Regions from separate parts of the Mus musculus genome. Here all the other regions are linked to region 1. Evidence: chromatin loops called from intact Hi-C (ENCODE). Cell type or tissue: left cerebral cortex. All regions are shown on one strand. Region 1 holds the start of Mtus2 (microtubule associated tumor suppressor candidate 2). Region 2 overlaps Mtus2 (microtubule associated tumor suppressor candidate 2). Region 3 holds the start of Pomp (proteasome maturation protein). Region 4 overlaps Mtus2 (microtubule associated tumor suppressor candidate 2). Region 5 overlaps Mtus2 (microtubule associated tumor suppressor candidate 2).

Evidence for each region. A loop is a pair of places that touch in the nucleus more often than their neighbours do. Peaks named below come from ENCODE experiments on the same cell type or tissue, not always from the same donor. Only the 100,000 strongest peaks of a DNase experiment are listed, where the experiment ranks them.
Region 2: a loop joins it to region 1, with 8 times the contacts of the local background. A loop is called at or near these places in 27 of 42 quality-filtered maps.
Region 3: it touches region 1 in a loop (9-fold over the local background); 8 of 42 quality-filtered maps call a loop at or near these places.
Region 4: it touches region 1 in a loop (8-fold over the local background); 4 of 42 quality-filtered maps call a loop at or near these places.
Region 5: it touches region 1 in a loop (10-fold over the local background); 8 of 42 quality-filtered maps call a loop at or near these places.

Annotation. Positions count from the first base shown.
Region 1 is chr5:147,954,230-147,959,229 of GRCm38, forward strand. Mtus2 (microtubule associated tumor suppressor candidate 2) reads left to right here and starts at 3,091. Exons shown (of 15, transcript NM_001359503.1): 1 at 3,091-3,492. In left cerebral cortex, a CTCF peak has its summit at 3,030 (motif pointing right); DNase peaks (open chromatin) are centred at 1,714, 1,966, 2,441, 2,532 and 3 more places; H3K4me3 peaks cover 3,053 bases; H3K27ac peaks cover 3,076 bases.
Region 2 is chr5:148,239,432-148,244,431 of GRCm38, forward strand. All of the region lies in intron 7 of Mtus2 (microtubule associated tumor suppressor candidate 2), which reads left to right. Among named protein-coding and RNA genes, the nearest start is that of Gm46928, 92 kb to the left of the region's middle. In left cerebral cortex, CTCF peaks have their summits at 1,210 (motif pointing right) and 2,747 (motif pointing left); DNase peaks (open chromatin) are centred at 2,738 and 3,862.
Region 3 is chr5:147,858,568-147,863,567 of GRCm38, forward strand. It overlaps Pomp (proteasome maturation protein), which reads left to right and starts at 2,061. Exons shown (of 6, transcript NM_025624.3): 1 at 2,061-2,124; 2 at 3,986-4,083. The coding sequence starts at 2,122. In left cerebral cortex, a CTCF peak has its summit at 2,617; DNase peaks (open chromatin) are centred at 1,582, 2,033 and 2,636; H3K4me3 peaks cover 2,245 bases; H3K27ac peaks cover 1,937 bases.
Region 4 is chr5:148,087,825-148,092,824 of GRCm38, forward strand. All of the region lies in intron 3 of Mtus2 (microtubule associated tumor suppressor candidate 2), which reads left to right. Among named protein-coding and RNA genes, the nearest start is that of Gm46928, 60 kb to the right of the region's middle. In left cerebral cortex, a CTCF peak has its summit at 894 (motif pointing right); DNase peaks (open chromatin) are centred at 189, 2,397 and 2,844; H3K27ac peaks cover 1,666 bases.
Region 5 is chr5:148,129,834-148,134,833 of GRCm38, forward strand. The region is part of intron 4 of Mtus2 (microtubule associated tumor suppressor candidate 2); the gene reads left to right. Among named protein-coding and RNA genes, the nearest start is that of Gm46928, 18 kb to the right of the region's middle. In left cerebral cortex, a CTCF peak has its summit at 1,275; DNase peaks (open chromatin) are centred at 1,487, 2,095, 2,227 and 3,999; H3K27ac peaks cover 3,648 bases.

The DNA.
Region 1 (5,000 bases):
ATCATGGTGGGCTGCGTGGCAGCATGTAGGCAGACACGGTGCTGGTGAAGCAGCTGAGAGTTCTACATCCTGATCCATAGGCAACAGATAGCACATCAAAGCCCACCTCAGTAACACATCCCCTTTGACAGGGCCATACCTCCTAACCCTTTCAAACACTCTACCAACAGGGAGCCAAGCATTTAAATATGAACCGATGGGGGTGTCTTGGGGTTTCATTGTTGCGAAGAGACACCATGACCATGGCAACTCTTATAAAGGAAATCATTTCATTGGGGCTGGTGTACAGTTTCAGAGATTTAATCCTTTATCATCATGGTGGGAAACATGGTGGCATGTACGCAGACATGGTGCTAGAGAAGGAGCTGAGAGTTCTATTTCTTGATCCACAGGCAGCAGGAGACTGTGTTCTACACTGGGCATAGCTTGGGCATAAGAGACCTCAAAATCTCCACAGTGACACACTTCTTCCAACAGGGCCACACCTAGGAATAAATGCCAGTCACTATGGGTCAAGCATTCAAACAGGAGTCTATGGGGGGCCATTCCCACCCAGACCTCCCACAGGGATCCATTCTTACTGAAACCACCACATTACATTGTCTTATTGTTTGAATTTCATGTCACCTGCTTCCGAGGATCACCTTCCAAAATAAACCACCATACCAAGTCCCAGGAAGCTCTGCTTGGAGAGTTGTGAGTGACCTGCTTTGAGACATCTGCTTATTCTAGTCTCTTCTCCCCTACCAAAGAACATTTGATTCTGTTTTACAATTCCCCATTACAGCACTAAAACAGATTAAAATGTAAATTAAATTAAAACATACAAGTATTAAGATGGTGATTACTTTTGGTCTACATACTGGGCACACTAGGTGACTTGTAGCTTGGGAATTCTGAGAAGATAGCCAGGCAGGAGCAGACTTCCGGTAAACCAATCAATCACCAATCAATCAATCAATCAATCAGACAACAAAACCAACTTGACTTTCTATTTCTGCCTGTCCAATCAAAATGAAACATCATAGAAGGGCTATGACTGTTATATTTGGATTATTTATTTATTTAATGTGAGTACATTGTCGCTGTCTTCAGACATACCAGAAGAGGGCCTCAGATCCCATTACAAGTGGTTGTGAACCATCATGTGGTTGCTGGGAATTGAACTCAGGACCTCTGGAGGAATAGTCAGTGCTCTATAACCTCTGAGCCATCTTTCCAGGCCTGTATCTGGATTTTATGTGCCCTGATCTTTCTGACTTACCATTTGTAACCATTAATCTTCATTGTCAACTTGACAATTTAGAATCACCTAGGAGACTGGTGACTTTGGAAGTGTCTGTGAGGACATCTCCAGAGAGGGTTCTCTGAGAGGGAGGACTTCCCTTGAGTGTATGAGTAGCACGGTGCTATGGGGCCAGGGACCCTGACACAATCAAAGAAGTAAGGTAGAGAAAGCCAGCAAGATGCTGGCATCCTCTTTGTTTTCCTGGCAGAGCCCAAGGAGTCACAGTTGTATGCCTTAGCTGTTTCTACTCCCATGATCTCAGTGCCTTGCCTTGTGCTGCCGTGGAGACAGGCAGGTACACAATGGCCTAGAGGTATTGGTCTTTTCGGTGGTCCTTGCTAGGAAGGCATTCTGTTGGCTCAGCAGTGAGATTGGCAGGGTACCAGCGGGGCGAGGAGGAAGGGCTCACTCACTGTGTGCCTGAGAAGAAATGTGTTGAAGAAGCTGGTGCCTGTCATCTGGAGTGTGAGGCTCAAGGAAGAAGCTAACCAGAGCTTCTGTAGAGAGTTTAATGAACACTGTCAGCCGATGTGGTGGAAGATGGTCAGGTCTGCCTGTGGGATGGGGGTGGGGGTGGGATGAGTCCCTGGAGGAGTGGGAGTGGCCCGAGGAAGGAGCTGTAGCGCCAGGACCTCATTCCTTGCACCTGGGAGGCATGGGCTTCACAGAGCACCCAAATAGGAAAGTGAATGGCACAAAGGAGGCTTTACTATCTTTCTAGGTTTAAGTCAGGCTGGGGTTTGTGAGTTAGGGGAAGGGAGGGGCGAAGGCTTAAATGAAATGAGCTTAAAGTTTGATTTAGATTGGACTGGACTTTGTAATAACAGCCAGTCAGACCGCTTGTTAACACCCGAAGGTGACAGGAAAAGCGATAAAACGTGCCCTAGATTCCTCCAGAAGAAATGGGAGGCCACATAGAATAATGTAAAAAGACAGCCGTGTGAAAAGTGCTCTTTCATGATTTCCCTTCACAATATAGACCAGTTAGTACAAAAATTCAGCTGGTATAAAATGTTGCTCGGCACAGCAATGCTGGGGTGGGGGAGGGAGCCCATTTTCCCCACACTCCCGACCCCCAAGAGAAAGCGAGCAAGCACATCAGTAAGCCAGCATCTCATTGTCTTCTCTGTCAGTCTGTCCCAAATCTTGTGAGCCAGAGGCTGGAGAAGCCCCCCGGCTGTCTTCAGGCTTCCCAGGTGCGCTGCTTTCAGGCGACCTGGAAGGGCTACTGAGAAGTCCTGCGTTCATGTTTACTTCTGAGGAACGTTGTGAACTACGAAGCAGACAAGCTTGCGTTGAGACAAGAGTCTTTCAAGTGGGTAGCCGGCTATGCATTACCCCTAGATTTGGAGGCAGAGGCAAGAGGATATCTGTGAGTCTCAAGTGAGATCCTGCCTCAAACACCCCAACTCCCCCACCCCCACCCCCGCCAAACCCGCACACAATCACACACAAAACCCTTACAGAGACTTCTTTAGTCTCCTGTCCATCAGCCCCGCTACATCCCTTGCGAGTTCACCCGCTGGACCCCAATTCTTCCTGCTGCACGCAATTAAAAGAGGCTCTCTCTTCCGATTGGACCACAGCACATCCCACTCGTGGGAGTCAGGAGTCTAGGTCAGCGACCTCAGGCTGCTTCTCCTTTCTCTGGGGTCTGAGGCTGGATGCTCCGGACCACTGTGGTCCCGTGAGCTGCCGGGTCGTGTCGGGCCAGCAGAGGGCGCTCGGCTCCCCCCACGGGGCTCCGGACGAGAGGAGGCGCCGGGGCTCGCGAGCATCTCCGGGCGGCCGGGAGGGGGTGCGCGCCTCGGGCCGCTGCAGCCCGGCTTCTGTCACCGCGGACGGCACCTCACTGGAGGGTGGGCGGGAGCGGCGTCTTTGTCCGGCGAGGCGTCCTCAGCCCGGGCCATCCCTGTGATCAGAGCCCGGCGGCTTGGGCGGTGCCCAGTGGTGAAGTGCGCGGGCGGAGGGCTGGCTGCGGCCACGGCCCCAGGTACCCCGGTGCCCTAAGCTCGCCACCTGCGCCACCTCAGCCCGCGCTCTGTCAAGTTGCAGAAGACCCGGGTGGGTCAGGAGTCTGGACGCGTGGGCGCGTTGCAAACTCCAGCTGCGAAGGAGCTGCGTGCGGAGGTAGCCCGGCCCGGGATGCTCCCGGAGGCTGCTCTGGTCTCTCTGCACATCCTTCTTGGCTCCTCCAGACCCAGGTGAGCGACTGCTGTCCGCGCGTCCCGATCCGGCTGGAGACAGGTGCAGAGCGGGGCGGAGGCGGTGCCTTTTGCTGGCTTCTCTGGCATCAGAGAGCCCGCTCCCCGCTGCCCACATCTTCTGCTCCGCCGGAGAGAGGCTGCAACCCACTCGCACCTTCCGGGGATGTCAGGTTGAGCACGGTGTTTCAGAGGCGACAGCGGGTTAGCCTAAGCGAGCTCCCACCCCTCTCCACCCCCAGCTCGGGATAATTCGGTCCGTGTCTTCGTCTTAATTTAGCACCGATGTGTTATTTCCTTGGAGCCCTAGAATGGTAAGGCTTGCTCCATCCATTTTTCAACCCCCTTCATTCTGAGTCTGTGCAGGGAAAGGCTTGCAAGTGATGTTACTACCGTTCTATTTTAAATACAAACACCCAGAGAAGTACGCTTGGCGGCGTGCCAGAGGCGCCTGCACTCTTTTGTTATGTAAGTGCTTCACAGGAATATTTGCTGGTTGGTAAAGTTAGGAGCGGTTACCAGAGAACGTAAGAGCGCAGGAAGTCAGAGCCATAATTTCTGTCTTAGCTCAAAACTTTCCTTCAGGATAAGCATGAGATGGTTTTGGTATCATTTAAAGGCGACAGGAGGTCCTTTCAAAAGAAAAATTCATACCGTAGACTCTCAAGCGTTAAGACACAAAACAGGCTTTTTTTTTTTTTTTAAGTCTGTTATGAAAACCAGTGGGACGTCTCTGACAATAAATAGGTGGGAAGTGACTTAAAGAAATAGATCCCTGTCACATAGCCGTTTTGGCTTTTAAGTTGTTAGGTAGTTGTATTTTGCTGTCACGTGGACATAGCTAATCGTGTGTTGACAGTTATTAAAGATCTCTGCTCACACGTACCGTAATTTTTCAGGTACAAAGATGAGAGTGGAAAACATCAGATACGCATCTTGTTCTTACTGGTTTCTGGTGATGGCATTTGTTATGTGTGTGGCTCATGTGGAGTCAGGGTTGTGACTGTTGGTGGGCATCGTTTCGTGCTTCGTTTAGTCTCCAGCAGCATAAGGTGGGGCTCGGTGGGTTCGAGGTACCCCAGCCAGGCGTGTGACATATAGGGAGAGAAACTTGTGTTTGACTGGAGAGAAGCTAAAGATTTTAGCCCGGGTCTTTTTCATCTAAGTGATTTTCCTGCTTGTTTTCCTTGCAAAGAAAAGCTGTGTGTACCGGGGGTCCTTAGTACCACAGAGGGTACCCATGGGAGTCTTAGTTGGGGTATAGTGCATTGTGCAGAGGAAACCCTGAAAGTTCAGTAGTTTTGGGGAGAGGGAGTGCCTTCTTTTTGTTTGCATGATTTTTTTTTTAAAAAATTGTTTCACCAAGGATTATTTTTCTCACTGAATGGATGTTTTCATATACTATATAGGAGTGCAATCAGTCAATCAGGTGCACAAAAGCCTTTTTGGTAATTTTAAGGACAGAGGGAAAGCTGGCATCTTTTATAAGTCCACATTTCCACAGCTTG
Region 2 (5,000 bases), 290 kb after region 1:
TGGTTGGTTGGTTGGTTTGGTTTTTCTGTATAGCCCTGTATGTCCTGGAACTCACTCTGTAGACCAGGCTGGCCTCGAACTCAGAAATCCGCCTGCCTCTTCTTCCCAAGTGCTGGGATTAAAGGCGTGCGCCACCACACCTGGCTTCCATTTTATTTTTAATACAATGCATTATATTGACTCAATATCTTAGTATTTGTTTTTCTTTTATAGTTAGCTCCAAATGTGGTGGTAGACTGTGAGTTTTGCTTGTTAGTTCTTATAGATTAGGCAGAAAAGGCGTGGGACTTGATGCCAGTGAAGTGTCTCTGTGGGTCTTCCATGTTTGTTATTACTGAATACCTGAGGCAATTCTGAGATGTATACCAGAGAAGAAAACGTTCATGTCACAAGCCAGGGAGCAAAAGGAGAAAGAAAAGGGTTTTTGAGGCCCCACGGTCTGCCTCAGGGGAACCACAATACCTCTAGGCCTTTGCCATCACAAAGGATCCTCCACCTCCCCACAGTGCCCCATAGTTCCCCAGTCTGCAGCAAAGCTCAACTGTTAGCTCCACCCCACTGTTACCTGGCAACAGCCAGGCAGGCCTGACTCACTATAAAAGGGGCTGCTTGCCCCCTCCTCCCTCTCTTGCTCCCCCTCTCTTCCCATTCCTTTCCCTCTCTCTCCATGTGCTCATGGCTATGGCCTGCCTCTACTTCCCTACTCTCTCTCCCTCTCTCTGCCTTTCTCTACCTCTACTTCCCTCTTAGCTCCCCTCCCTATGACCTGAATAAACTCTATTCTATACTATACCGCCATGTGGCTGGTTCCTCAGGGGGAAGGGATGCCTCAGCATGGGACACCTCCTTCCCCCACACCTCACCACAGTCCCATAGAACATATCCCCTACCTCTTTATCTTTCTATATACACATCACCAACCATAACTCATTTTCCTCTAAGCTAGTTCCAAAGAATATAATAATGTCATTGCATTTACTGTCTTTTATTATGGAAACAGACTCTTGTTTTTCTCTCTTTAAGATTTTTTCTCTCGTGCATTCTGTATCAACTGCAGTGAAAACGAACTCTAAATACAAAAGAGAGGAAGAAACAAAAACTTAAATCCCCATAGTTATATTTAAAATTTATTAGTATTCTACTCTACTAGTTTTGTGTATTTTTTAAAGATTTATTTATTTGTGTATGAGTGCTCTATCTGCATGTACGCTCCACTGCCAGAAGAGGGCATCAGATCCCATTACAGATGGTTGTGAGCCACCATGTGGGTGCAGGGAACTGAACTCAGGACCTCTAGAAGAGCAGTTAGTGCTCTTAACCACTGAGCTATCTCTCCAGCCCAGATTTGTATGTTGTTTTTAATATATTTCACCTGAAACAGCGGAGGCTCTTGGGCTACTGCCTCTGCCATGTGAAAGGGTCCATGGGCGACTTGGAAATTTTGAAAGTAGGCAGGGCTCACAGATAACAGCTGAGCCCCTGTTGACTGACTGACGGTCAATGCCTGAGAGTCTGGAGATATTGTTCCAACCCTCACCGAATTCTTCCAGCTGTTATAGCTATCATCCTTGTGTGACATTTGGGGAAACTGAGGGAAATGCAGGTCTCTAAGGACAACATAATGAGAACAAAGTGGAGCCAACAGTCTTTGCACCGTATATTAATGTCCCTTCCCCTACCAGCCCTCCCCGTGCTTCCCTGTACGTGAGACAGGGGGCAGAGAAAACATAATCACAAACAGTGAGGTAGTAATTAAAAGCTGGATAGTTACACCTGATGCTCGCCGGAAATGCCCTAAGGCCATTTTGTCCCGTTGCCCTTAAAACAGACCAAGTGAGATACAGTGTTCTGAGGAGTCGTTGGGAATGGGGCGGGGGTGTGCAGGGGTCGGAGAGCCACAAGATCTGGGATGAGTGTAGAGGGAAGCCGAGCAGACTTGTCTGCCTCCCAGGTAGAGGGATCCTCTCCCTTTTTCCAAGCTCTTGGTGAATCATTGCTAACTTCAGAATACAGTTCTCACCTTGGGCGCTGTTTGAAAGCACAACACCCCTCGGTGAGGACGGCTGGCTCCTCTTGGAGGAACCTCCCTTGTGTCTTCATTAAGGCCTCACAGCACCTGCTCCTCTCTCCAGTCTTCAGTCGAGCAAAGGGGAGAAGATGGAGGAATCTTTCCCCAAGCAAGTGTTTGCTAGCTCTCGCTGTTCCGGGCAGTGGGATTTTAAATTAGGGCTTCATCAGATGAGCCCACTCTGAAGGCAAGAGAGAAGGTGTATTCCACCAGCGGAAGGACATCCCGTTCCAGGGGCTCCTCCCTCCCTCTCCCCCGCCACAACCCCATGTGTGTTCCCCATGGAAGCAGAAGCAGCCAGATGCTTGTGGGTCCCTGGATCTGGCACCACAATGCTTTGCACCTTCCACCTTGTTAACAGCCATTATCTTCTCATTCTTTAATTTGCCCCAAGTAGCCAAACCCTGAAAGATTCGGAATGTGAGTACTTCTAGTTTGGTTGGCCTGTCTGACATCCATGCTGACAATGGCAGAGAGCATTGTGGGAGCTTTTAGTGAAGTGGTCCACGCGGGCAAACTGATGACTGCCTGGTGCAGCAATACAGGAGGCCTGTGTCCTACCTGTGTCATAGAAGTGGAAAGAGTTACTAAGTTTCCCTGGCTCCTTAAAAGCTGGCAGCAGAACTAAGCTGTCCATTCAGAACTAAGCCTGAGAGACGCAGCAACGGCACCACCTAGTGGGCACTGTCTGCAACTGAACGTCTGTGCTCTGAAAAGTCTCATCAGTGTTACCTTTTCGTCAGAGGAATTATAGAGAGCAAGAGAGTGTTTTCTCTATAGTCACTGACCGTGGGACACAGACCTGCTTATTCCACAAACTTAATTGTAACTAAGTTTCAAATAGGAAACACACAGATCTTTTCTTCTTTCTTCTTGATCCTGATAATCAAATCACTAAGACAGCAAGATATATGGGCATCACATGCCGTTCACCTAGGGGTCACTTTGTGAAAGCAGTTATATATTGCACAAACCTGCAATCAGATGACCCACACCTGTAAATCCAGTATCCGGAGAGAAAAAAGGCAAGAGATGGAAGACAGGCCAAAGAGGTTAATTCAGCTATATCAATAACCACTTTAAATGAGAATAGCTTGAACCCCAAAAGACACGGGTAGTCAGAAGTTATTTAATGAATCCAACTATATGGTAACTGCAAGAACCTCAATTTAAACATAAAAATCAGTAAATGGGTGAGAAAGATATACTATGCTAGCACTATTAAAGAAGAGGCAGAATAAATATATAATTTAATATATTTTTAAGTCTTCAAGAATTTCATACATTGTCATTTGATCATTTACCTAGGTACACAGGTTGACACTAAGCTGATGTCACAGCTTTTGTCCACTTTATACAAGCCTAGATAAACCTAGGAGGAGAGAGTCCCAATTGAGGGGTCTCCACCATCAGATTGGCCTGTGGGCAGGTATGGGGAACATTTTCTTAATTGCCAATTGATACGAGAGGCCCAGCCCACTGCGAGGGGTGCCATCCCTAGGCAGATGATCCTGGGATCTATAAAGAAGGTAGCTGAGTAAGCTTAGAGAAAGCAAACCATTGGACAGCATTTCCCCGTGGCCTCTGATTTAGTTCCTGCCTTGGCTTTCCTTGGTGACGGACTGTGATGTGGATGTGTAAGCCAAGTAAATCCTTTCCATTCATCCCGTGCTGGGTTTGGTGGGCGTTTATCACAACAACAGGAACCTAACTAGAGCAAATGCCTTAAAGCCAGGAAGACTGTCAGGACACAACTCAGCACTTCAATGAGAAATTGTCCATTCTCCAAGAACTCGGAGAAGGCGTGAAGCTGGCTGCTGGTATTGCAGGCTGGCTCTACTGAGCTCCAGGGACCTGTGTACATACATAATGTTCAGTTAGTGTAGACCCAGAGCCATGCTGCTCCAAACTAGGTACTCTGCTTTTAAACGTGTCTCCTGTGCACAGGGGAAGGGAACCAGAAGCCCCAGTGTGTACTGGGCTCACAGCTCTGCCCTTTGTAATGTGTATGAATATTATTTTGTGTAATCTTCATGATGAAGGTATTTCGATCCCTGGCTTATGGATAACTTGGCTACCTTTTCATCAAATCATGTCCTGTGTATTATTTTAGTCATTGTGCATTTATCAAATGCCTGCTAGGTCTCAGAGTGATAAAATTGAAATGACACAGCGTCTCTTTTAAGAAAGGCACAACCCCACGTAACACTCACGGAGCTCCTCATCCAACTCCCCCTGCAATGCTGGAAGGTAAGCAGGAAGCCAGGGATGCTGCTACGTGACAGGCAACCATGGGGGAGGAGGCTTTTACTTGACTGAAGCCAGTAAACAGGTGTCTTAGGGTGTTTTGTTTTGTTTTGTTTTGTTTTGTTTTGTTTTGTTTTGTTTTGTTTTGTTTTTTGAGACAGGGTTTCTCTGTGTAGCCCTGGCTGTCCTGGAACTCACTTTGTAGACCAGGCTGGCCTCGAACTCAGAAATCCACCTACCTCTGCCTCCCAAGTGCTGGGATTAAAGGCGTGCACCACCACTGCCCGGCTTGTCTTAGGGTTTTATTACTGTGAACAGACACCATGACCAAGTCAACAATTTTAAAGGACAACACTTAATTGGGGCTGGCTTACAGGTTCAGAGGGTCAGTCCATTATCATCACGGCAGGAGCATGGCATTGTGCAGGAAGACTTGGGGCTGAAGGACCAGAGAATTCTACATCTTAATCCTTCAGAAGGAGACTCTCTTCTGCAGGCCAATAGGAGGAGGCTCTTTGCTGCACTGGATGGAGCTTGAGCATAGGACCTCAAAGCCCACCCCCACGGTGACACTTGCAGACTATCAGACCCTGGGACTGAGGCAAGTGACTGTGATTTGGAGAGAATAGTGAACATCCTGATGATAGTCAGAACTAAAGTACCTATGACTTTGCAGAGTGCCAGA
Region 3 (5,000 bases), 96 kb before region 1:
TTATTAGACCTGCCCATGCAAACAATGAACTGGGTGTGTGTGTGTGTGTGTGTGTGTGTGTGTGCATATTGAGCCCAAATCAGAAAATGCTGGGAACTGAACATAGATCTTTTTTCATTTTTCTAGCCCTTATAACTGCAGCTTAAGAAAAAAAAATCTCAGGGCATCATGGCCCATGCCTGTAATGGTAGATTCAGGAGACAGAGACAGGAGGATTATGAGTACACACTCACGTTCAGACACAGAGTGAGCTGGTGGGCAGTGTGAGCTACTGGAATCCTACTTCAAAAACATAATCATTTAATGTTTGTTGACTGCACATGCTGAGTGATACAGAGTCAGTCCTGAACACTTGCTGAACATTTCTTTTAGTACTGGGCAATGAAATTATAAAAAAAGGAATTTCCTTACGTGTGAGATGCTGGAATTTTCCTGGAGGAACAGATATGTAAATAGATATCTTAAATGCACTTAACAAAGAAAGGGCTCATGGGATCAGGCCAAAGACATGTTGGTATGGTGATGGTCTTTGGTTTTATGTATCTGTGTACATGAGTACAGTTCAAGGCCAGAAGAGGGCATTGGATCGTCTTAAGCTGAGTTACAGATGGCTTTGAGCCTCCTGATGAGAGTGATGTGAAAGGAACCCGGGTTCTCTGAGAGGAGACAGTCTGGGCATATCAGTGAAGTCATTTACATCATTTTAAAAATGATGTACCCTGAATGTGGGAGGCGCCATCCCATAGGCTGGGGTCCTAGGCTGAGTAACAAGACAAAAACAAGAGGACGACATTCATTTCTCTCTGCTTCTGACTGCAGAACCCAAGTGACCAGCCGCCTCATCCTCCGGCCAGCACAGCTAAGACCTGTTTTGTCTTCTTCTCCTTCGTGCTATGCCATACTCTCATAATGTGAGCAACAGGGCTGGAGAGATGGCTCCGCGGTTAAGAGCATCTGTTGCGTCCCTTTCCCAGCACCCAGAGGGTGGTTCCCAACCATCTACCTATAACTCCAGTCCTATAAGACCCTAAGACTCTTTCGTGTTGGCAAACACCGCTAATGTTGCAAAAGAGTGTGAGGGCACCAGGCACACACCTGATGCACACGCAGACAGTCAAACAAAACGTTTTAGAGGAATCCTTTAAAAATTAATTTTAAAAAGCTTAATGAAAAGCCGGGCGTGGTGGTGCACGCCTTTAATCCCAGCACTTGGGAGGCAGAGGCAGGCGGATTTCTGAGTTCGAGGCCAGCCTAGTCTACAGAGTGAGTTCCAGGACAGCCAGGGCTACACAGAGAAACCCTGTCTCGAATAACAAAAAAAAAAAAAAAAGCTTAATGAAAAGACTTAGGGAGATGACTCATGTACAACATGTAGAACCACGTTATTTGTAATTCTAAGAGCCTGACATACGTTAGCTCTGATGACCCTGACTTAAAATTGTCACCACCACCACCCCCATGTCACCGAAAAGGACTTAGTCCCAGGGAACCTCCCAAGTCTTTGCTGTCTTCCAGTCTGGCCACACTGACCATATCGCCGCCTTCTGCCTCCCGCTTTTAAGTTGCTTATTATGAACGAACCGGTGGCCAGACCTGACTTGGGACTCAGGTTGTGATTGCCCCCCAAGTTCGGAAATATCCACACCCCACAACCCTGGAGCCCGCCTCTGCCTGAGGCTCGGTGCCTAAGCTAGCTTGGTCCTTTCCTTAGGTTCTACACATACCCAGCCTCGGACCTTCGATTTATAAAACCGTAAAGGCCTGTTGTCCCACTTTTGACTCAGCAGAAGGACTTTATGTAAATCACCACCGTGCGTCCTTGGATGGCCCGTGGGAAGTCTGTGCATTTGCACACGCCCATCTAACACCGTCCCGCGAGGCCAGGGCCAGTGCACACCCGAGCTGCGCCCTTGGCCCTCGCTCACCGGGGGACAGCGAGCGTGGGAGCCCCGGCCCAACGCTACTCCCTGCTCCTCCCACGCCCCCTTTCCTTCCTGGCCGGAAGGACGCACTTCCGGCGGATGGGGCGGAGGGGTGGGCGTCTCGGCCCCGGAAACGGAAGTGAGCGGTTTGGCCGGCGGACTCGAGCAGGTTTATAGATCTCACAGAGCTGTTTCAAAGATGGTGAGTGAGCGCGGAGGGCCGCCGTCGCGGCGGGTACTCGTGGTGCGGGCACGATCGCGACTGCCCGGTCCCGGCGGGTGTCTGACGTGGGCGGGACCCGGGCTGCACTCTCTCGGGTGGTCCTGGCTCCGATCGGACGGCGCGGGTCAGTTCCCCGGGCCTCCCAGGCCACAGCGCCCCTTCCCAGCAGTGGAGGCGGATGCACTCCATGCACTGGGCACCTCCGAAAGCCAAGCCTTGTGTGCGTGTTGGGACACGCCACGTGCCTTCTCCCTTAGGGTGACTGCACCCCTACACCCGCCAAGGCGCACGACCGCCCGTTGCATTCGTACAGCTCAGCCTCGGTTTACAAACATCTCTCTGTGTGCCATGTGTCGCTCCCGTTTTGTTCGTATAGTTAGTGCTTGAACTCCCTCGCATCCCCCTCTGGCCTCTCCTCCCCTTCTGGCCTCTCCTCCTGCCCCACTTTCTGTTTCTCTTTGAGCATAGTCCTGAGTCACTATGGCACTCCTCCGCACGCCATCTGCCCACGTCCAGAAAGCTTGGATTGGCAGAGACCGCTAACCAGTGTAAAGGAATGTGAGAAACGCTGAAATATGAATGGTTTTTAGGTCTTCATAGACTTAACTTGTATCTGACACTGAACTAGAACCTTAAGGAGTCCTCATATTTTACAAAAGGACACCGGGACGATAGTAACAGCAATACTAGAGTTCAGAATTTCCCCTTTGTGTGTAGCGAAACTTCTCCTTTGGTGCTTTTCAGTACATCTGTCCCCAGGAGAACACTGTACTGTAGTGGTGTCAGTCAGCATTGGGACAGCTATAATCATAGACAGGGCCAGTCCTGGAAGTCTGTGCTTGACTGGCAGTCACGGAGTAGGTGACTGTCCAGGATAGATTACCTGTTGTCTTCCTGATCCCCGTGGTTTCCTGTGTGAAGAGTGGGGACACCAACAGTACCAGGCCCTTGAATTATAGAGTTGGAGCCCCGAACTCTATTTCTCAGATGTTAATGAGGTCTAGAAGGAGATTGTTAGCGATTTTGTTGGTGAGGTGGTGTGTTTTGGGGAAACCTTGTGCAGAATTGGGGAGACTGGTGAGGCTCAAGCAAGACCCAGTTGGGGCTGCTGACATTCCCCCCCATGCGAGCTGCCAGGTCAAATACACAGGTGAAGTAAGTCTATCAACTAGCTGCTTTCTCAGAATTGTTTGGTCTAGACTAGTAACAGAGACCAGGTCACCTGTATCTAAGCAGTTTGTGCTGTCAGATGTCGGGTGACAGTGACAGTTCCAAAGGAGCTGTTTTTAGCCTTTTGCACTGTTTCAACTAGCTGCATTTATTTTTAATCATAGAAGACAGCTCCTCCCCCTTTCTGTCAGATCCTATGACCTCATGTCTAGGTGTCATGCCGTAATTCCACCTCTGGTATTATATTTGACCTGCCTGTTCCCTGGGGTTCTGTCCTCAGCCTTTTCATTGGGTTAAAACACTACAGCCAATGGGAAGGTTCTTTCCAGTGAAGCAGATCTGGCTGATCATACCAAGATTAGGGTAAAGCTCAAGTTTTTTGGTACATACGACTGTCCACCTTTGAATTTTACCCCTTCAATCATGTCAGTCATCTCAAACTGGCCGTAGTTTGTCTTCATTCCTTTTCTTTTTCTTCATACGATGCTCTCCCTGCTGCCACATTTAGAAGTCAGAGCAGGAGTCTTTCTACCTTCGGATGCGGTGCTCAATGTACCCCGTGCGCTGGCTACCGCAGCACTTAAGGCTCTCTCTGTAGATCCTGGGTTCCTTAAGGGCACGGTTCTTAGCGCCTCTGTCCTCTAACCAGCGCATTGACTTTGTGTTGTAGAACGCCAGAGGTCTTGGGTCGGAGCTGAAGGACAGTATTCCAGTCGCGGAGCTCTCAGCCAGCGGGCCTTTCGAGAGTCACGATCTTCTCCGGAAAGGGTATGTCGGGGAGCTGGGGCTGTGTCTCGCTCGTTCTCACGAAGCGCTTCTTGTGGATTCTCTCCAAGGTGCTCTCCCTGGAAGGCTGTAAATGTGTATTTGATTCTTGCATGTTCCTTGTAGCTGGAGAACTCTTGTAGCAGAATAACAGCATGCGGGCTTGCAGGAAGGGGGTCCTCCTAGTGTCTGGGACTATTGGTAGGATTCTCTGGGCTCGTTTGATGAGGGAGCTAGCCCTGGAGTTTGAACCTAGGGTGTCGTATAATGGGAAGCAAGCGCTCTACCTCTGAGATCTATAGCCCTAGCCCTTAGTTTAGTAGGATTCTTACTGCTCGTAACTCAGCCGTTGACCTCTCGATGCTACTGACTGCAGGAGACACGAAAATATAGCATTTATATAGCAGTGGTTAACAAAGGACTGGGCAAGTATGACTTGAGTTTGGATCCCCAACACCCATTTAAGGGCAGGTCACCCTAGCCAGTTGATGGTCACTGTGCCAGTGAGAGCCTGCCTCAGAGCATAAGGCGGAGAGCAGCAGGGGAAGCACCACTGAATGTCAGTTCTGGCCTACATGAAACACACACACACACACACACACACACATGCACGCACGCACACACACATGAAACGCACACACACTCTGGCCTACATGAAACACACACACACACACTCTGGCCTACATGAAACACACACACACACACACTCTGGCCTACATGAAACACACACACACACACTCTGGCCTACATGAAACACTCACACACACACTCGAGCACACACACACACGTGCACACACGCACACACACACACACACACACACACACACACAGGAGAATCTCCGAATGTCAGACCTGGCATACATGAAACACACACACACACACACACCTCCTTAAGAAAGGATGGTGGCTGGGTGGCGGTG
Region 4 (5,000 bases), 130 kb after region 1:
AGTCTAAAATGAAAATGTTATTTTTCTCTCCCAAGATAATACTGAGACAAATGAGCATTTTTGAATCTTCTGCTTGGCATAAGAAAGCTAGGGTGCATTTGGAAGCTGTGGGGGAGCTCTGCATGGGTTTCTTCTGATGACAGCAGGACCTTCCTCAGCCTCCTCAGATCCGAGCCCAGCTGGATACTAGGGAAGACGAGGGTGCCCACAGAATCTGTCAGGGAGCTGCTCCCAGCACTGGGTCTGTGCGGAGCAGTGTGTGTGTGTGTGTGTGTGTGTGTGTGTGTGTGTGTGTGTGTGTGTGTGTTGTGGCACAGCATTTAAAGCAGGGAACTGGATGGGGACAGCTTATCCTGACTGGTACCCATGGAAAGGCTTCCTGGAGGAACTGGGGCATGGCCTGAATGACCTCATAGGATGGACTCAGTGCAGTATGAAGGCCCAAGTAAGAAGGGAGTTGGAGTTTTTCAAGAATCAGGCCATTTTTGTAGGTGGGAGGGGAGTGTTGGGGGAAGGGAACTGGGTGTCACCCAAAACAAAACCAGATAGGTAAGCTGGAGCCGGATAGTAAGGAAATTTCAGGGCCAGGCTGAGTTTAAGGAATTTTTGTTGTTGCTTTGTCTGTTGGTGAGGAATTAGAAACCTTGAGGGATTAGAGACTTGCCAGGATCCTCTGTTGTGAACACAGGCCATGGTACAGGAGGTCTGAGGAAGCTGCTCTCTCCTGACAGCATAATATGAGAGCTCTCATATAAGAATATGAATATGTTATTTATACTTTTCATATTTTCCAGATTCTATAACAACACACTTCATTTTTCACATTATGTTTTATGCCTATGAGTGTTTCACCTGCATGTATGTCCGTGCCTCAGCGGCCAGCAGAGGGCATCAGATCTTCCTGGAACTGGAGTTGCAGATGGTTGTGAGGTCACTGTTTGGGTGCTGGGAACTGAACCTTGGTCCTTTGCAAGAGCAGCCAGCACTCTTAGCTGATGCAGCATCTTTCTGTTCACCTAGCCTGGACACCTTGCCTTTGTGAACACTGTAGCTTTGAGTTGAGAGTCTGCACTGCACAAGTTAGTGTGAGGGCGGGGAGTGTTTCTCAGGGTCTGTCTTAGTTTGTGTTTCTAATGCTCTGAAGAGGCACCATGATCACAGCAACTCCTGGGTTACTTCATTGACACTATCTACATGCCACTTGGCAATGGTGTCTCCACTAATAGCTATGGGGCTCTTAGCCACTGATGGCTGCTGAGAGGGGAGGTGCCCTTTTATTTGGGGTCTATGACTACTGGAGGGTTGCCCCAGTGGGTAGCCCACACCCATGCTTATATACACAGCACCAATTGGACTCAATGCATTCTTAATAATACTTTTTATAAAGGAAAAGCGTGTTGGTGAGTCTTGGCAGAGAGTTGAAGGGAGGTAGCAGGGGATGGATGTCATCAAAATATATTGTATACGTGCTTGACGTTTTTTCAAAGAATGAGTTAGAAATACCATTTTCAAAGACACAGGAGGAAGCTCTGTATCTGTTGAGTTGATGGCTTATGGCTACCCTGCAGCAGTTCTTGGTGTTTCTCCATGGTCACCAAGAACTGACAAGCTTTTGGGAACTTTTGAACTAGGGCGGACCGGTCAAGGGCTGGGAGTTAAATATGTTAGCTTTCCAGTTCAGCCGAAGTCACTTGACTCTGCAAGTGTGAAGTACAGACAGACAAAACCAGACTGTCTGCCAAGACCAGCGGCTGCCCCCTGGGCTGTAATTGGCTGAATGGCCACTGTTTCTTGAGAACCTTTGAGGTGGCCAGCCCTGTTCTTGTTTCTCTGAAACCTATTTATAGGCTGGGTGCTAGTCTGTGTTCTGGTACACAAATGATACAGTTCTGGACATTGTGGGATACAAAGAGTAAAATTAGTAATTGCCATAGATGTGGTAGGTATTTGATAGTGACCTGTTGAGAATGGACTGCAGGCTTGCCCGTGTGAGCAGGTAGGGCGGGTCGGGAGGGAAGGGAGGGAAGCTGTAGACAGGGTGAGTTGTGCTGCATTTTGAAGGATACGTAGGGGGTTTATCAGGTTGGGAAGGTGTAAAGATGGAAAGAGAGGGGCCATCGGTAGGAGTGGAACGATCCAGATCCTTTATGGGACTCCAGCTCTACAGGGATCCTGGTGAACGCATTGGTGGTGATGGCGGACAGTTCACTCACACATGGGAATTTGAAGTTCCTCTGGACATGAGACAGAAATGTCTAAAACGAGTAATTGTGGCTACAGAGAAACCTTAGGCGAGGATTCAGTGTGGGGCGACTGCCCTGTGGATGTGTACTGAGGCAGTGAGAAAGGATGAACGGACTCAGGGGAAAAAGAGACAAGGAAAATCGAGGAGGTGGGCAAGAAAGGAGGGTGATCCATTTCAGAGGCACCGGAAGCAGGAAGTCAGCAGGAGACAGAGCCCTGGGGGAGGGGCCAAGGAGACACCATGAGAGGGCAGCGTGGGGGTCTTCAGCAGAGCATCTGAAGGAGGAAGTGACCAACATGGAAGTGACCGTAGCAGTTTCATAGGAGGCGGGACTAGAAGGAGGAAGTGACCAATGGGGTCTCATAGGAGGCAGGCTAAGCAAAAAAATGCCAAGAGACTGTTGAGACTGGAAATTAGGCAGCAGTTGGTGACCTAGTTTTGAGGGAACACTTTTAGTCAAACGCAGGGGTGGAAGTCACATATTAGCAGGGTGATGCATGAATGAAAAGTGAGGGAATACGAACAGAAGAGAATGATTTTTAAATACTAGCAAATGCAGAAAAGAACCAGGAGTGCTAGCTGGAGGCGGGGGTGGACTAGGCTGCATTTCAGAGCGTGGGAGGAGATGCTTACTGCAAATGATCTGGAATAGGAAAGAGAGGGAGGCACTGGGAGAGAACTTGGCGCTAATCATCCCCAGGGGACTGGTGAATGATGGGAACATGGCCACGTGCAGAAGGATGCATCTTGAGATATGAGGCAAAGGCAATGACTCTTCTAATGCAAACGAGAGGGGAATAGAGTAAAAAAAGGAATGAGAGGAGCGGGCAGGGTGCTGGTTCCTGGGTTAAGAGAGCAATTTATTGACACCGAAATTCTGCTTCACTGTGGTATCTGCAATGTGGGTTGAATCAGATGGGAAACACCTGTGTGATGGTAGAAGGGAGCATGGCCTAATTGCAGTTTCTTTGGCATCTTTTTATTTCTCTTTTACAGGAGATTGACCCCGGGGCCTTATACACACAGGGCAAGGACTCCCCTTAGCTTTTCCTTTGGTATCTTTAAATATTTTATTATTCATTTATTCTTATGTGTATGTGCCAGCATGAGTGTGTGTGTGTGTGTGTGTGTGTGTGTGTGTGTGTGTGTGTGTGAGAGAGAGAGAGAGAGAGAGAGAGAGAGAGAGAGAGAGAGAGAGAGAGAGAGAGAATGCCATAGGTCTGAGGTATGGTGTGAGGGATGAGGACATGACACAAGTGGAAGAGAGTGTGGTCCAGACCCAAGGGATGGTTCACATGAAGGCTTTTGTGGCTTCAATGTCAACCACTGGGGCAGGAAGAGAACAAGACTGGAGAAAACTGGGGAGATCCAAACTGTGGTAAGGACTCAGCCTTTCCCCTCAAAAGCAAGATTGTGTCCCCAAATGGTTTGACATAAGGACAGACAAGATCATACTTGTTTTTTTTAGAAGGTGAGATTGGATGGAAGTTGGGAGAACAAGAGTAGATGGTTTGGCGAGAAGGGGTAAGACAAGGGGTCCTCTTCGGGACGCTGTTTTAGGATGCTAGCAAGGAGAGCCCAGCCAAGATGAGGGCAGAGGTAGGAATGGAGAACAGGAGAGGCTTTGCAGGTAATTTTACTAAAGCCCAGCCTTTGCTAAGGTTTCTCAGAGACTCAGAACCAATGAGAAAGAAAAGACTTATTAGGAAGTAGTGGCTCTTTCTACCGCACTATGGCTGACAGTCCTCCCGAGTCTAGCTCAGAGCCAGGTTCCAGTCTGTGTCCTCTGACTTGCAGATGTTCCTGCCACCGCATCCAGTCTCAGCGTCTCACTGTTGCCTACGAGCCCTCTTCCGTCTCTCGATCCTTCTTCAGGGCCTCAGTCACCCTGAAACCTAGGAGGTTATGGAGACTGAGCATCACGGTGATGATGGCTGTCTGCAGGGTGGAGATTCAGGGAAGCTGATGGTCCAAGCACAGGGAAAGACCCATCCCTGGCTCAAGCAGTCCAACAGGGGGAATCAAGTCTCCTGGTCCTTCCCAGAGCTCAACAGGTTGACTGATGTCCACTCTCACTGGGAAAAGCCTCTGTGCTCCCCACCCTGCCAGCTCAATTGCTAATTTCTTCCAGAAACATGCAGAGGAATAATTTCTAACCTGGTACAGGAGTGCCCCCTACTATATGTATATGTTAAATCTATATGTATAATTAGCCTCCTGACCCTGTGGGCCAAGGTCGCTTCAGAATAGACTGCGGAGGGGAAGAATATGAAGAAAAGCCAAGCATCAGGAATGACAGCCCCAGTTCACCTGTGTTGCAGAATCTACACAATTAGTTAACCCATCTATAATTGTTATTGCCTTATAAAAGAGGACGGATGTTCTGGAAACTCTAATACACCTCTTTCTGGTGGTGAGTTACTATGGAGCCTCGGGATGTTTGTGAGTACGTGTGAGCCCTCAGCACAGTGCCTTTTCTTGGGGCTTTCGTAGAGTCCAAGGGGACGGATGTGCCATAATTTGGGAGCTTGACAAGACCCTGAAGTCCAGGTGTTGAAGATTCGTCTCCATGGTGTCAATACTAAGACCTTTGAAAGGTGGGGATCAGGGGGGAGTCTTAGGTTCCTGGGTGTGTGCCCTTGTAGATGGTTGTGGGTCTTACTCTTTCCTTTTGATGTTGGGACTGGAGGTAAGTGTTTTGTTCTCTGTAGTTCTCAGTTTGCATCCCTACCAGAGGCCTCAAAACAATGGTTTG
Region 5 (5,000 bases), 180 kb after region 1:
TGTGTGGCACGGCCAACCTAGATGGGTGTTGAGATGGCTGAATAAGGCCCACCCAGATTATGAGAGTCAATGTATTTGATACTAAGCACTCACACAAAGCACCTCTACGGTAAGACCATGCTGGATCAGTGGCTCACTGGAGACTAGGTTAGCTGTTGACTGAGCAATAGCAGTCTATCCAACCGAGTCCCAGGCTATACAGCTCCAAAGTGGAGAGTGGGTGTCGTAGTTAGGGTTGCCTTGCTGTGATGAAACACCATGACCAAAGCAACTTGATGTGTGGAGGGGGAGGGTTTATTTCACTCACGGTTCCATATAACAGTTCACCATCAAAAGCAGTTCATTATCAAGGGCAGGATCTGGGGGCAGGAGCTGAAGCAGAGGCCATGGAGGGATACTGCTTACTGGCTTGCTCCTCATGGTTTGCTCAGCCTGCTTTCTTGCAGAATAAAGGCCCACCGGCCCAGGAGTGACACCACACATAGTGGGCTGGGCCCTCCACCATCAATCACTAAGAAAATGCCTTAGGGCTAGATCTTAGGGAGGCATTTTCTCAATCGAGTTTCCCTCCTTTTAGTTAATTCTAGCCGATTGACATAAAACCAGCCAGCCCAGTTGGTCAAATATAGATTCATCATCTCTAAATGAACATAATTTCAAGTCCAAAATCTTAAAGTCTTGAGTACCAACATGAGGCCACGTGGGAAAACTCCACACCTAACATCACATGACAGGCTACACTGTGCCGTTGCACTAAAACACTGTGAAAGAGGTGTAAAACATTTAAATTATGATTTGGGTCATGCCCCCAAAGTATCTCATCCTATGACCTAGTTTACTTTCTACTGCTGTGATAAACACCATGATCAAAACCCAGTTAGGAGAGGAAAGGATTCATTTCCTTTTATGGGTTGCAGTCCATTGCTAAAGGAACTTAAGACAAGGATCTGATGGCAGAAACCACGGAGGAATGCTGCTTACTGGCTTGCTCCTTCTGGCTTGCTGGGCTACCTTTCTTATTCTTATGTAGCCCAGGCACACCTGCCTAGGGATGGCTCCGCCCACAGTGGGCTGGGTCCTCCTACATCAATTAGCAACCAAGAAAATGCTACATTGATGTGTGATGGGCCGTGCCCACAGATTGATCAGATGGAGGCAATCCCTCAGTTGAGGTTTCCCATTCCCAGATGCGTCAAGTTGGCAATAGAACCTGACTCTACTCTACATGTGCAGACATTCCAAACTCTGACAGCCTCTCAAATGTGGCACTTCTGCCCCCAAGCGTTTTTTTAGACCAGGGCTGCTGGGCCTGTGATTGAGGTCATGATTTGTCCTTTTCAATTTGCTGCAGCCCGTTGGGGGTTTGAGCTCCGTGGTGTGCCTGTGTGTGACTCATTTGAATGAGAACAGTTTATAAACAGCTGCTGAGAACTGGGAGATGTTTTTCCCCTTAGTTCATGCTTCGCTGGGATTTTCTTTTTCTATAATAGGATTCTTTGAGAGTTCTGGCACAAGGTTTGTTTTGAAACCCAGCAGAAGCCAGATCTGCTCCTGGAGATGCTGGGGTAGATTAGTGATGTCTTTTTCTCTGAGCTCCAGATTGTTGCCTTGTGCTAGCAGGCAGCGTTTCTGACGCCCATTTGGAAGCTGCGTTGCTTTGATCACAGTTCTTACTGTTTCTCAGTTGGTCCAGCTGCCTAACGCAAGCCCACAGTCTGACCTCTGCTTTTCTTCCCACCATGCCTGTTTGCCGTGATCCAGAACCTTCTCCAGACATAGAGAACATCAAGAAAGATTCTATTTTTAGACCTGACTTTGTGAGTCTGAGAGGCTATCAGAACTGGCTGGCTCCCTTTCCCTATGATAGCATGTGTTTTGTCTAAGTTGGGCCATGCTGGAATTTTTAATTCAGATATTTATTTTATCGTTTGGACCTGAAGACATTTGTAGAAACTAAATACGGCATTTGGGTTGGGGCAGATTACAGAGTGGGGCCCTTCTCCTACTCAAAGGTTCTCTACTCATTCTTCATGGCTCTGATTCAAGTCCCAGGAGAGCCACTAGGCGCTCAGACTACAGAGCTGGAGTATCTCTCAATGATCTTGTTCAGCCTTCCTGCCCCAAAGAGAGAGGGGCTCAGTGCCAAGGAGGATTTAGAAGGCTGAGCTTCGTGGGGTCATCAGAAGTTGAGGGGCTTCCTCAGTGCTATATTCAACAAGGAACAGCTGAGCTGTAGCAAGGTGGGGACAGAGACACAGAGGGGCTCTGGGTGGCGGTGGCTGAATTTTGAACTTAACTCACTGAGTAGAATGCTTAACAAACAGTGTGATCTGCCCCGAGAATGTGCCATCACTAAGCGAATCGCACCATGCAAGGTGGCAGAGGACCGTAATGGACTCCTCTTTGAACTTCTCATCTGTCAAACGGATGATTGGTTTATTCAAAAGCCATTCAAACTAGGCAATAAGCCTTGTTCTCTGGTTCTGACCACAGTGCAGGCTGGCTCTGATGTTGTGGGGCAGTGTTGGCACAGACACCTGTGTGTGGTCATAAATCTCAGCTGTCACTGAGGGCTCATATTTCCCCGTGTTCTTTTTTCTGTGTGTAAAATGGGAGCAAAAATCCCATCCTGTCTGCCACATCCAGAGGTTTTGAGAATTATCTTCAGCAGGTGTTTGTTGAGTGAATATATTCTGTATGCCCTATAGCTTTTGCAATGCCGTCTATGCAAATCTGGAAAAACTTCATGTTAATTTGGCCTTCATCAGTGTGGTAAACACCGTGACCTAAAGCAACTTAGGAAGGAAAGGGTTCTTTTGTCTTTACGGCTTATAGTCCTTCATTGAGGGAAGCCGATGCCAGAACTCAAGCAGAAGAGGTGAGAACCATGGAGGAGTGCTGTTCACCTCACTGGCTTGCTCCCTGTGGCTTGCTTAGTTTGCTTTCTTGTAGAACCTGGGACCACCTGCCCAAGGATGGGACCACGCACAGCAATCATCAACCAAAAAAGCTTTCTACAGATTTGCTCAGAAGCCACACTGATGGAGGCAGTCCCTCAGCCAAGGTTCTCGCTTCCCGGGTGCTGCTAACTTGTATTGAGCTGACAAAGACTAACAGATAGGGATCTGACCCATGCTTTCCAAGAGCTCCAGCCTGGCGGGAAGGTCAACATCACGTCTGTTGTTTATAGGATGTTGCAGTTGGAGATACACTGACGGATCCAGAGTGAGTGACAGCTCTGGAAATGTGCCATGGGATACCAGAGAAGGCTCTATGAGAGAACAAACCAGAAAGGAGGAGTTAGAGGTTGCAGGTGGGATGGGAAGCCACGTGAAATCAAGGTGCTTAAAACTGAGCGGTTATTAAACATATTCCATGATTAAATGAGAAACAAAAGCGGGGGGAACCCTCATCCTTGATACCCTAGATTCCATATCAAAAAATGATGTTAGGGCTGGTGAGATGGCTCAGCGGTTAAGAGCACTGACTGCTCTTCCAGAGGTCCTGAGTTCAAATCCCAGCAACCATGTGATAGCTCACAACCATCTGTAATGAGAAACAAATGAGAAAAAAAAAAAAAAAACAAAAAAAAAACCCTATGGACCGGAGCGAACAGGGGCCAGAGCAAGCAGGAGAGAGGGAAGGGTGAAAATGACATTAGTCTGGAAGAAGATTGCAAATGATAAAGCAAAAAAATTGCTTTTAAAAAAAGGCTGCCCTAAACATGGAGCCTAGCAGAACATTTCCTCGGATTTTTCTAAATGTGGCGTGCACAGTTTCACAGAGTGATGGACGCTGTGCACTTTCCATGGCTTATAAATATTTAGTGCTGAGATTACTCATAAGCCAGGGATTGCGGTGGAGCTATTTTCCCCTGGCAGTCTGTTTCTTTTTCTTTCTTTTTCTTTTTCTTCTCTCTCCATCTTGAGAGGACTGACTGTCATTTACCTGTGTTATGTGGGAGGACCATTATCCCGCATTTCTGTCACTGAGCCAGGGCTTAGGTTTCACGGGAATAATTCTCTAGTTTTCTTTTACAACTAGAGTTATGAAACAGTCAACTGGGGCTCCACATGGCAGGTTCCCCTGGGGAGACCTGGGAGAGCCATTTTCCCCCTTGGAGTCATCTCCCAGTAAATCTACCGTGTCTTCTGCGAGGCGTTACTGGTTATTGTATTAGCTGGTGGAATGAGGTCAGAATGAGAGGATGTGGGCTGATGATGGGAATATCTGGCACCTAGAATCTAGCCGGGGGAGGCCCCAGCTTTGCTGTGAAGTGCTGTTCTATGCTGACTTGGTGTAACAGAACAGTGCCTCTCAGAAGGAGCCGGGTGTGCTGGTCTTTGGGAAAAGAGCAGAGCTCTGTGGCTCCCTAAGGTCAGAGTGGAGAAAGCTTGTTTGATTTTTACTCTTATGCTGTCTAAAACCCAGTCATCTGCTATTCACTGCTGTGGGGACATGATGCCAAGAGCGTGAACTGTGATCTTTGCTTGGTCTGAATGGAAGAGCCAGGTTAGGATTGGGTTGTCCTGTAACGCTGAGGACTGAATGGACTGAGTCCAGGAGTGGCGAGGATTTGGCCATTTTCTTGGTGCCCTTATTGGAGGATGGGGAGGAACTCAGAGGTTTCCAAATGTCTTTGAATGCCTGTGAATGACAGACAGCTGACACCCTTCTGGGAGGAGGGAACTGCAGTTTTCTTTTCCAATAGCAGATTGCTGTCAAGATCCTCTGAAGGCGATCTTGTTTGAATCAGATCAAATGGCCTTCGCTCCATTTCTCCCACTTGCCCTTGACTGGAGTCAGGCCTGGCTTTATTCATCTGACCCTCTGTGTGAGGGTCGTCTGGCCACCCACCATGCCTCCCAGTTTCTCCTCTTGGCCCCTTGTTTACTCCCTGTTCATTTTCCAGGCTCACTGAGTGAGTGCTGGTCCCCAGATCTACAGTTACCACCGCACCCCCTCCCCCTCCCCTCCTCTTCTTCCTCCAGCCTCCCACC